4 separate regions of the Mus musculus genome follow, and regions 2, 3 and 4 are each linked to region 1. A link is a loop called in an ENCODE intact Hi-C map of the cell type or tissue named here. Cell type or tissue: gastrocnemius. All regions are shown on one strand.

Evidence for each region. Hi-C counts contacts between places; a loop is a spot of excess contacts. Peaks named below come from ENCODE experiments on the same cell type or tissue, not always from the same donor. Only the 100,000 strongest peaks of a DNase experiment are listed, where the experiment ranks them.
Region 2: a loop joins it to region 1, with 10 times the contacts of the local background. A loop is called at or near these places in 31 of 42 quality-filtered maps.
Region 3: it touches region 1 in a loop (8-fold over the local background); 7 of 42 quality-filtered maps call a loop at or near these places.
Region 4: it touches region 1 in a loop (4-fold over the local background); 4 of 42 quality-filtered maps call a loop at or near these places.

What each region holds. Positions count from the first base shown.
Region 1 is chr2:132,110,252-132,112,751 of GRCm38, reverse strand. All of the region lies in intron 1 of Slc23a2 (solute carrier family 23 (nucleobase transporters), member 2), which reads left to right. Among named protein-coding and RNA genes, the nearest start is that of Gm14051, 32 kb to the left of the region's middle. In gastrocnemius, a CTCF peak has its summit at 1,190; a DNase peak (open chromatin) is centred at 1,236; H3K4me3 peaks cover 216 bases; H3K27ac peaks cover 1,730 bases.
Region 2 is chr2:131,981,732-131,984,231 of GRCm38, reverse strand. No RefSeq gene overlaps it. Among named protein-coding and RNA genes, the nearest start is that of Prnd, 32 kb to the right of the region's middle. In gastrocnemius, a CTCF peak has its summit at 1,481 (motif pointing left); a DNase peak (open chromatin) is centred at 1,482.
Region 3 is chr2:132,059,131-132,061,630 of GRCm38, reverse strand. Slc23a2 (solute carrier family 23 (nucleobase transporters), member 2) reads left to right here. Exons shown (of 16, transcript NM_018824.2): 14 at 831-968. Among named protein-coding and RNA genes, the nearest start is that of Gm31179, 30 kb to the right of the region's middle. In gastrocnemius, a CTCF peak has its summit at 1,496 (motif pointing right); no DNase peak of the experiment used is centred here.
Region 4 is chr2:132,239,541-132,242,040 of GRCm38, reverse strand. Tmem230 (transmembrane protein 230) reads left to right here. Exons shown (of 4, transcript NM_027478.3): 4 at 1,415-2,500. The coding sequence ends at 1,555. Among named protein-coding and RNA genes, the nearest start is that of Tmem230, 7.0 kb to the left of the region's middle. In gastrocnemius, a CTCF peak has its summit at 1,386 (motif pointing right); a DNase peak (open chromatin) is centred at 1,418.

The sequences.
Region 1 (2,500 bases):
TTTATGCTTAGATGTGTTTTGTCTGTCTGTCTCTCTCTGTGTCCATCTGTGTGTGTGTGTGTGTGTGTGTGTGTGTGTGTGTGTGTGTATCCCTGTCCTATGAAGTCATCATAGAGGCCAGAGGAGGGCATTGGATCCTTCAGGTCTGAAGTTCTAGTGATTGTGAGCCACCCTGTGGTGCTTGGAGCTAAATTCTGGTACTTTGCAAGAACAGTTGGTGCTGTTAACCAGGGAGCCGGCTCCACAGCCCTTTCTCATTTCTGCTTCTGAGTTCCTCTACATCCTTGCAGCGCCTCTTCTCTGGAATCCCCAGAGCATTCTGACTAATGCTTGGCTCCCTGGGTCCACTGACGCTTCAGTGGGTGGCATGCGGGGATCAGTGTCCTGGCCCTCTGGGGTCCCATTCTTCTCCAGGCTTCTCCTGCTCCAGGAGTCTTCTCCTCTGGCCCCATGGCCTCTTTTCCCTCCACACAACAGCAATTTCATCAAGAAATTGGACAGTGGCCCTCTCTGTTCTCCTGGTTCTTCTCTCTCTGGCCGAGGGTCCCCTCTTCTCAGGTGTGCAGCTCTGCTGGCAGAGCCTCTTCTGCCTCTCACCTGAGCCTGTCTGTGTTCCCTCTGGTCTGGGCAGTCTACTCTAAGAGATGGGGACAGATGAGGGAACGTCCCAGGAGGGGAGGTGCTCCCTGCCTCACTTCAGTGCCTGCTGGCCCTGTGATGGAATCAAGACTAGGAAGGGTAGTCTGTCTGTCTGTCTGTCTGTGCAGTCTTTTCCTCCTCTGGGACTGTAGATAGGTCCTGTCTTCCACACCCCAGGGACTTGGGTTGTGTGGTTTGTTGTGAGAGCTTATTTTTGTTGACTTTGCTTACTTTGTAATGATGGGGTCCTGCCGTGGCATCACTGCAATTCTTTAAGTTTTGCAATCTGATGTCTTTGGGCTCTGATAGGGGGAAAGAAAAACTGTCAGTGAGTAGAAGTAATCTCCCTTTCCACTGAGCTGGCAGCAGCAAGGGCAGACTTGCTCATCTGAACTGTCTGAAAAGATAGGTTTTAATTTCTCTTCTTTGTCTGGGTTTGAGAAATACAACCGCAGCAGCTGCTGGGATTCTATGACAGACCCAGCCTGCTCTGAAGAAGCCTGCTGCAAGACTGGTTTCAAGACGATAATGGAGGCCTGCAGTAACTGCTTGTCACCAGGCGGTGGCTGTTGTGTAATACAAATAGCATTTGATGAGGTGCGGTTAGTTATACAATTTTGGCCAGCTCGTGTGGGATATAAGAGCTGAAATTACTTCAGCACCTGAAAGCAGCTCCTGCTGCACCTCAGGACAGTCACAGACTGCACAGGCGTGGTGGGTCGCACACTGACTGGAGGACGGTTTTGTGGATAGACTGAGATTCCGTTGAAGGTATGACCATTGCTTGGTATAAGAGCTCTGCTTTGGGGGATGAGTTCTGAGGCTTATTGGACTGTGTCTGAATATGTCTGTGCCTGTTTCTTATGTGCATTTGTGACCGTGTGGATACCTATGTGGCCATATGTCTGTTTCTCTCTCTCTCTTTCTCTCTCTCTCTCTCTCTCTCTCTCTCTCTGTCTTTCTCTCTCTCTCTCTGTATGTGTGTGTGAGAGAGAGAGAGAGAGAGAGAGAGAGATGCATATACACGTGTTTTTATGAGGGAGACAGAGACAAGACTGTAGTGTAGGTGGGTGAATAGTTTATAGTTCAGGTTCATCCAGATGTGTTACTAGAAATGTCTAGACTTCCTCAGTGCTGTCAGGGACTATTTAAAACTTGGTGACTGAACACTAGCATTTTTGCAACTGTCAGAAGGCAGTGCCCCTGGTCATACACGTGAGAGCCAGTGCAGAGCATGACAGGCTGTCTGTAGCAATGAAGCGTCACCTGACTTCCTGGTCTTAAGTCCTGTTGGGACTAGCAGGGCTCTGTGTGTTCTGTCTGTTTCCTTCTTACAGCCTTTTAGAACTTTGGAGAAAAGCAAGAATAAAAACAAAAGGAAATGTAAATAACAAATTTCATAAAGAGCTGGGGCCTCTTTTATAATGGAGTACATTAATTTTTTAAAAATCCTTACAAATTATAGGTTTTTAGATTTTAAGAAGATTTGGTTTGAGAGTTTAAAGAAAATTATGATTACTGTGGTGTCTGACTCTAAGTGATTCCAGTTTCTGTGTTAGGCTGGTATTATTATTATTATTATTATTATTAACATAGGGTTTTGTAATGTTACCATGGCTTGCCTTGAGTTTTCAGTCTTGAAAGCTTGCTGGGCTGGGCAGTGGTGGCACACGCCTTTAATCCCAGCACTTGGGAGGCAGAGACAGGTGGATTTTTTAGTTCGAGGCCAGCCTGGTCTACAGAGTGAGTTCCAGGACAGCGAGGGCTACACAGAGAAACCCTATCTTGAGGGGGAAAAAAAAAGGAAAAAGAAAGCTTGCTTGGGCTTAGAATTGTGTGCCACTGGAAAAAAAATACCTTG
Region 2 (2,500 bases), 130 kb after region 1:
CTGCTCATTATATATCTGGCTTTGCCACAATAGTGGCAAGTACCTATAATCCTAGCACTTGGGATGTGAGGTATGAGATAGTGAGACTAGGTTACATAGAGTTTCGAGGCTAGCCCAACACTCATTGTGAGACTATCTCAGGCAACCAGAACAAACCCCCATGTAGTCAACACTGCAGTCCCAACCCAACCTTTTCTCGGCCATCTTTCTCAATGGTTTACTTCAGCCATGTGCACAGCTCTAGCACTTTGTCATTGGTTCACTTCACCCATGCACACAGCTCTAGCACTTTGTCATTGGTTCACTTCAGCCATGCACACAGCTCTAGCATTTTGCTCACTGTCAGCTCCTTTCTCTATAGTGGAAGCTTCCAGAAAACACAGCTCTCTCTGTTTCGCTCACGGCTGTATTCCTTCTGTTCAAGACACCTTTCTTGCCTGTGCTGAAGGAATGACAGGTTTTCCCAATAGAATGAGTGTATGGCTACATATCTCTGGTAATTCATCCAAGGGTCGGTGGGATAAGAAACGAGCTTCCCTTGGTGGGATGGAATTCAAGTTATATGTTACCCTGGGGTGGAGTGCCAGATCTCTTCCTTTGGCTTCTGGGTAAGAATTTACCAGAGTTCTTTCTTATGATCTTCACCCCATCACACCTGTATCACCCAGCTCAGTTCCACTGTACCATCCTGGTACTTTAGTGCAGTGTCTCAGTGCTCTATGGTGACATCACAGGGCTAGACTGTGACATCACAATGCTCCATGTGAATTCACAATAATGAACTGTGCCATCACACTGCTGCGTTTTTGCCACCACAACATCCCACCCTGACAGCATTGCTGGATGGTGACATCACAGCGTTTATTGTTCTATAACAGTGTGCTACTGTGATATCATAATGTGGTATTGAGTTGTTACACTGCTCCTTTGTGCTATTATCATGCTATCCTTTGACATTAAAGTGCACCAGTGTGTCATTGTGACATCACAGTGCAACAGTGTTCCATGATAATACTGTATTGTGACATCATTATGCTGAATTGTGACATCTTGGAGCATTTCCCTCTGGAGATGGCATACAGTAGAAAGACCAAACATCTTTCTTGTTCTGTCTGGAGTTCTGGATGAAGGATGAGTGTCAGTTTATGTGTCTCTGGGGCACACTTCAACATCAACTTCTGTTCAGGCAGAGCCTTGGGCTGAGGTTCTCCCAGCATGCATTAGGGGAGGTCCTAAATAACTCATCTCCAGAGGGCACCTGTGGAGGCAGGACAGGAGACAGAAGCTCTAGGAGAGATTCAAGGTCATTGTCTATCCCGGAAGGATTTGGAACTAAGGGAAGATTGGCCTCTCTTCAACCTGGCTAGGTGGTAGCTTATGAAAACAAACAAAAACAAACAAATAAAAACTCCCTGCATCTTTCTGTGAGAGGGACTAGACATGGACCCTTGCCTGTCCTGGTTGATGTTAGGATGCCCTCTGGTGGTGACGATGACTGCATAACATCTGCTTCCTAGCTCTACCAGTGATGGGCAAAGTTAGCCTGTACAAGTGCCTGTGCGTGCGTGTGTGTGTGTGTTTGTGTGTGTATGTGTGTGATTTTTCGTTGTGTAGCCCAAATTGACGTGGATTCTAGGCTCTCATACTCATGATTGTAGCCTAGGTAGACCATGTCTTTTACCCTGATGTCCTTACTTGGTTTGTCTATTTGTCCCATACTATTTTGCATAAGTAAGGGGGAAAATGTGATAGCTTCCCACCTTGAACTATGCTTTCCTGAGTTCAGTGGGTTTGGACATAGTTTTTGACGTATTTCTGGTGCATTTTGCACTTCGGTATTTCCCCTTTCTTCTTTTGTTCATTCGTTCATTTGTTCATTCTGTCCTCCTTCTCCCGCCATCTTTTCCTTCCATGTTTCTTTTTTAAAAATTTGAGACAAGGTCACCTTGGATGGTCTGGAAGTCACTATACAGACCAGGTGATCTTGTACTCTCAGCGATCCACCTGCCTCTGCCTGAGCACGGGATTAAAGGCGTGCGTGCTAAGTCTCTCAGCTCTTTTGGTGTTTCCTGTGTCTGGATTCTCAGAATCAAATCTTGACTCCTTTAATGTGAGGCTGTGATCTATGCTGCCCACCTCCCTTTCTTCACTGACCTAATGTATGCAGCATTTATTCTTGTCTCGTGAGGGCTATGCAGAGACTCTTCATGCTGTTTTCCTCAACTGGCAGCAACTACTGCTCTCATTATTGGTTTTAGACTAAAATCCTCACAACCCTGAAAAGACTCAAGAATTATTGCAAAACCCCGAAGGCTGAGGGGATAGCTCACTATCTCTGCCTGTGCTGGACAGGCAGAGAGCATTGAACCTCTGTGACTTATTGGCCAGCCAGTTGAGCCTACTTGGTGAGGTCCAGACCAGTGAGAGACAGACACTGTCTTAAACAGAACAGTGGATGGCTTCCAAGGAAAGCTTAAGGAGAGACACGTGGGGTTGTCCT
Region 3 (2,500 bases), 51 kb after region 1:
TAAATAAATAAATAAATAAATAAATAAATAAATAAATAAATAAATAAATGGTGTGAAAGTCACCTCCTACACAGTAGCTAATTCTTAATGGAAATCTAACAATAAATCTAATGGTTTCCACTTTAAATTGTAAAAGATGGTGCTTCAGAAACATAAAGATTTGCATCAGTGCCCAAGCTAAAGGTATGTTAAAAATAGAAGCAATCACTAAGAAAATGATATGAAAATTAAGATAAAATCTAATCTTTTTAATTTAGAATTTCTATTTGACTTAACTCAGATATATTGCCCCAATAAATGAACCCTTTCAACTGGCATTTTCATAGTGGGACTTTGGATTTGATCTGCACCTTTCAGATACAGTCATTGTGGACATGCACCAGAGTTCTAGTGTGGATTTAATCAGAATGCTTAGAGAAAGCAAGAGATGGCTCAGCACTTAGAGCACTCGTTGCTCTGAGGGAACCTGGGTTCAATTCCCAGCCCCCACATGGTGACTTACAAGTCCAGTTACAGAGCACCTGACACTTCTGGCCTCTGGGCACCAGGCGCACACTTGGTACACAGACATAAACTAAGCTGAACCATTGCCTGTCTACTTGATTCAAAGAAAATATAGTGTGATGCTTGTGTGTGATGTAATAATTCGGGTCAGAGATGGGTGGTGGTATTTCACCGACCCTCTCTTTCTGCCACTGCACTGGTCTGCAGGCTGATTTCTGAGGGCCAGAGAAAGGACACGTGGGAGTCTGTTCTCGGCCTCCGGGGTAGCCTGTGGGCGTGCCGCAGCCGAGCTCAGTGCGACTGTGTTCTGACGCTTCTCCCTCCAGGAATGATCACGGCGGTCGGCCTCTCGAACCTGCAGTTCATTGACTTGAATTCTTCCCGGAACCTGTTTGTGCTTGGATTCTCCATCTTCTTTGGCCTTGTTCTTCCAAGTTACCTCCGACAAAACCCTCTGGTTACAGGTAGGCGAGAGAGCTCTTGAATCTTGGGTAGGGCAGTTGGGATTTCAACCATAGAGTCACAAATAGCTCTTGTAATGGGAAGGGACCTTGGAACCTCTGCTGTGTATTGCCGAATGTTTTTTCTCTGCCTTCCTTCTGAATCTTACTCTGATTATTTCTCTGGAAGCCACCAGGACATCCCATATTAGCATGTGCCTCCATACTTGCTTGGAGGTGCCTTCGGATTGGTGGACAGTTGATATGGATGGCTAAGGTCTCACTGCTTTGTTTTGTTTTTGTTTGTTCAGTTGGTTGGTTTTTCAAGACGTGGCTTCTCTCTAGCTCTGGCTTTCCAGAGAACACTATCTGTAGACCAGACGGGCCTCAATGTATAGAGATCCGCCTGCCTTTGCCTCCCAAGTGCTGGGATTAAAGGCACCCGCCACCACGCCTGGCTTTTCTTTCTTTTTTTCACTTTTTCTGTTTTATTTTACATGTGTGAATGTTTTCCCTGCATTTGTGTACATGCTCATCAGCTGCGTGTAGTGCCAGAAGAGGGCATCAGCTCTCCCTGGAACCAGAGAAACAGAAGGATGAGAGGCACCATGTAGGTGTTAGAAACCAAACCTGCCTCTGCCAGAACAGTAGGCACACTTACCCGATGAATCGTCATCTCACTGGCCCTCGGGGGATCATTGTTTAAATGGGTGCCTCTCCTTTGTCTCTGTAAAACTTTTGATTTCTCAGACTCATACTGTATTAAATTGTATAATTCCTTAAAACTCAACTTCACAGGCTCTGATATAAATTTTTCTGTTTTCAATTCAAGAATACCAAATTAGGGCCTAGAAAGATGGCTCAGCCGTTATGAGCTCCTTTTTAAAAAAATTTTAATATTTAATTTATGAGCATGAGTGTTTTGCCTGCATGTATTTATATCTACCACATGTGTGCCTTGTACCTGAGAAGGTCACATGAGGGCTTTGGATCCCCTGGGACTAGAGTTAAAGACAGTTGTGAGCTATGTGTGTTCTTGGAATTGAACCTGGGTCTTCTACAAGATGATCAGGTGTTTCTAACCAGCAACTCAACTCTGCATCCAGCCCTGTGAGCCCTTAATAGTCTTGTAGAGGCCCTGGGTCCAGTTTTCAGCATCCACATGGAAGCTCACAACTGCCTGAACTGGAAGTCTAAAGCTGTCTTCTGACCTCTGCAAGCACTGCATGCAGATAGTGCCCAGACCCATGCAAGCAGACACACATCCACACAAGAAACAAGTCTCTAAATAAAGAGTGCCTATTCAGGTTCTACTCTTTACAACCCTGCTGTCATGCAGCATGGACAAAGGGGGAACCTTTTTAAGAAGTATCTGTTGCTACTGATATATGTTACAATTGAGTAATTCAGGACCATTTGTTCAAATATTTTACCTACATAGGCTTTCATATGTAGTCCAGATTGTCACTGAACACACTTAATAGGCAAGGCTGACCTTGAACCTTTAATCGTTTCCTCCTCCCAAGTGCTGTGGCCACAGGCATGTACTACCTACC
Region 4 (2,500 bases), 130 kb before region 1:
CCTGGAATCTGACTCCTAGCACCCACATAAAAAGCTCCAAGTGTTGGTATGCATCTGTAGCCCGGCACTGCAGGGTGGAGACACAGTTGAGTCCCCAGAGCTGCCTGGCCAAGCCATTCTAGGCAGATTGGTGAGTACCAGTAAGAGATTCAGTGAGAGGTGAGACTCTTATCTCAAAAAATAAGATTAAGGAAAATAAGAAGAAAAAATGGCTTCACTGTTAATAACCTTTTCTGCTCTTGCAGAGGCCCCCAAGCCTGATTACTAGACCTGAGGTTGGTTGGCTTACAACTGCCTGTAACCCCAGCTCTAGGGCAATTCTCCAAGCCTCTGACCTCTTTCAGCACCTGTGCTTAGGTGCACATTCACAACATAGGGGATAGCTCTGTAGCTAAAAACACTGGCTGCTCTTCCAAGGGGTTAGGTTCAATTTCCAGCACCCATGTGGCTACTCACAACTGTTCAAAAGTCCAGTTCCAGGGCATCCACTGCCTCTGTGGGAATTAGGCACACTTGTGGTGCGCAGACATACATATAGACAAAACAATTATTAATTTGGGGCTTAAGTTCTAGAGGTAGTTAAAGTCCATGACTATCAGTCTCAGAAGAGTCTTTAGACCTGTAAACTGTTGAGACTGAACAACTGTAGGGACTTTTGAAGTTGAACTGATATAGTTTGCATTATGATATAGCTATAAGTCTATAGGAACCAAGGAGTAGAATATGGTGGCTTATGTGAGAACAGCTTCCATAGGCTCAAATATTTGAGTGATTGATCCACAGTTGGTGGACTGTTTAGGAAGGATTGGAAGGGTTAGCTCTGGTGTTCTCTGTCGTGTGCTTATAGATCAGAAGTAAGCTTGTAGCTACATTCCAGGGTCCTGCCTTTTCCCCACCATGATGGTCATGAACTCTACACCTCGGAAACTGTAAGCAAGCCTCCAAAACTCTTCTATAAATTGCCTTGGTCATGATTGCTCTTGGCAATAGAAGAGTGACCAAAACATACCCATACTTAAATATTTAAAATAAGGCGCTGTTGAGGAAGTCACTTGAAGTCAACCTCTGGCACACAAGCATACATCTGCATATACATTTGCAGACAATAATAGTATGTACCGGCCAAGCATGCAGGTGCGCAGGCACACACACACAGAGAGCTTGGAAGAGCAGAAGGAAATAAGCCTGATATCTGAATAAAAATGCTGATTTCTTTTTTATAACTTTGAATGTATTGCTTAATTTGTAATCTGGAAGAAACTGGGAGGGTAGTGCTTGCCTACCACACCCAGCGTCTCTAACTTGATCCCTGAGACAGAAAGATAAGAAACAAAGAGAAGGTGACAATGTATGCTGAAAAGAGAGATGTAAAGGTGTGACTTGTATGGGACTAATGTTTTCCTTCTGCCACCAGGGGGCAGACCGAGCCGTTCCTGTCCTCATCATAGGCATTTTGGTGTTCCTACCGGGATTTTACCATTTGCGCATCGCCTATTATGCATCCAAGGGCTACCGGGGTTACTCCTACGATGACATTCCAGACTTTGATGACTAGCCTTCGCCTCAGCCTTGAGAAGAGTCGCACACAGTGCAACCACTTTAAGACATCAAGCAAGAACTCTGGCTAAGGGCTGAAGAAGTCTACAATTTGCAGATGTTTAGCAAAACAATGGCCAGATTGTATGAGTCCTTCTCCAAAACGCTCCTGCTTTATAATTAGCTAATTAGGACATGGTATGTTTTCATCTCCTGGCCCTGGCTAAACTTGACAAGTTTTTCCACATGAGTGTGCATCATGTAAGAGTTGTGAAGCTAACTGTCTGGGAAGGCAGCCTGTTCTATAGTGGAAGGTGTTACCCTCCTTAGAGCTGAACCTTTCTTTTGTCTTCCATTGTCTGCTTGGTTTTGTAGCATAATGGGAAATGTATTGTCTAGTTTCTTATTACTAAGTAATTTATTTTTAAAATTACCTATCTTATCTCTCACCCTCTCCTCTACCATTATATCCTAGTAAAATTAAAGTATCTGTCTTACCTTCATATGCTCCTCCACCTTCATATCCCAGTAAAACCAAATATCTGTAGATCCATCTCTAATTGGCTTTTTTTACATTGACAGCAACCTGGAATTTTTAAACCATGAAGCTGGGTATTATGATCCCAGTACTTGGGAGGCAGAGCCAGGTGGATCTCTATGAGTTCAAGGCCAGCCTGGTCTACATAGAGTTTTACGACAACTAGGGCTACCTAGTGAGACCCTGTCTCAAGAAAAGGGAAACTTCCTCTGGTTTCTCCATAGTTTGCCTACTACAAAACTCAGGTGAATCTGTCCTTTGTAGGTCAAGAGATTGTGTGAATCATACCTCAAGGACTAGACTTTGGCTGTTTCTTCGTAAAACTGTAGATAAGTGTACTTAGAGTTTATAGCCCTACTGCTGGCTGGTACTATGATATCATTCTGCTAAAGATTACAAGACTTGGCCAAGATCCCTGAAAATGTA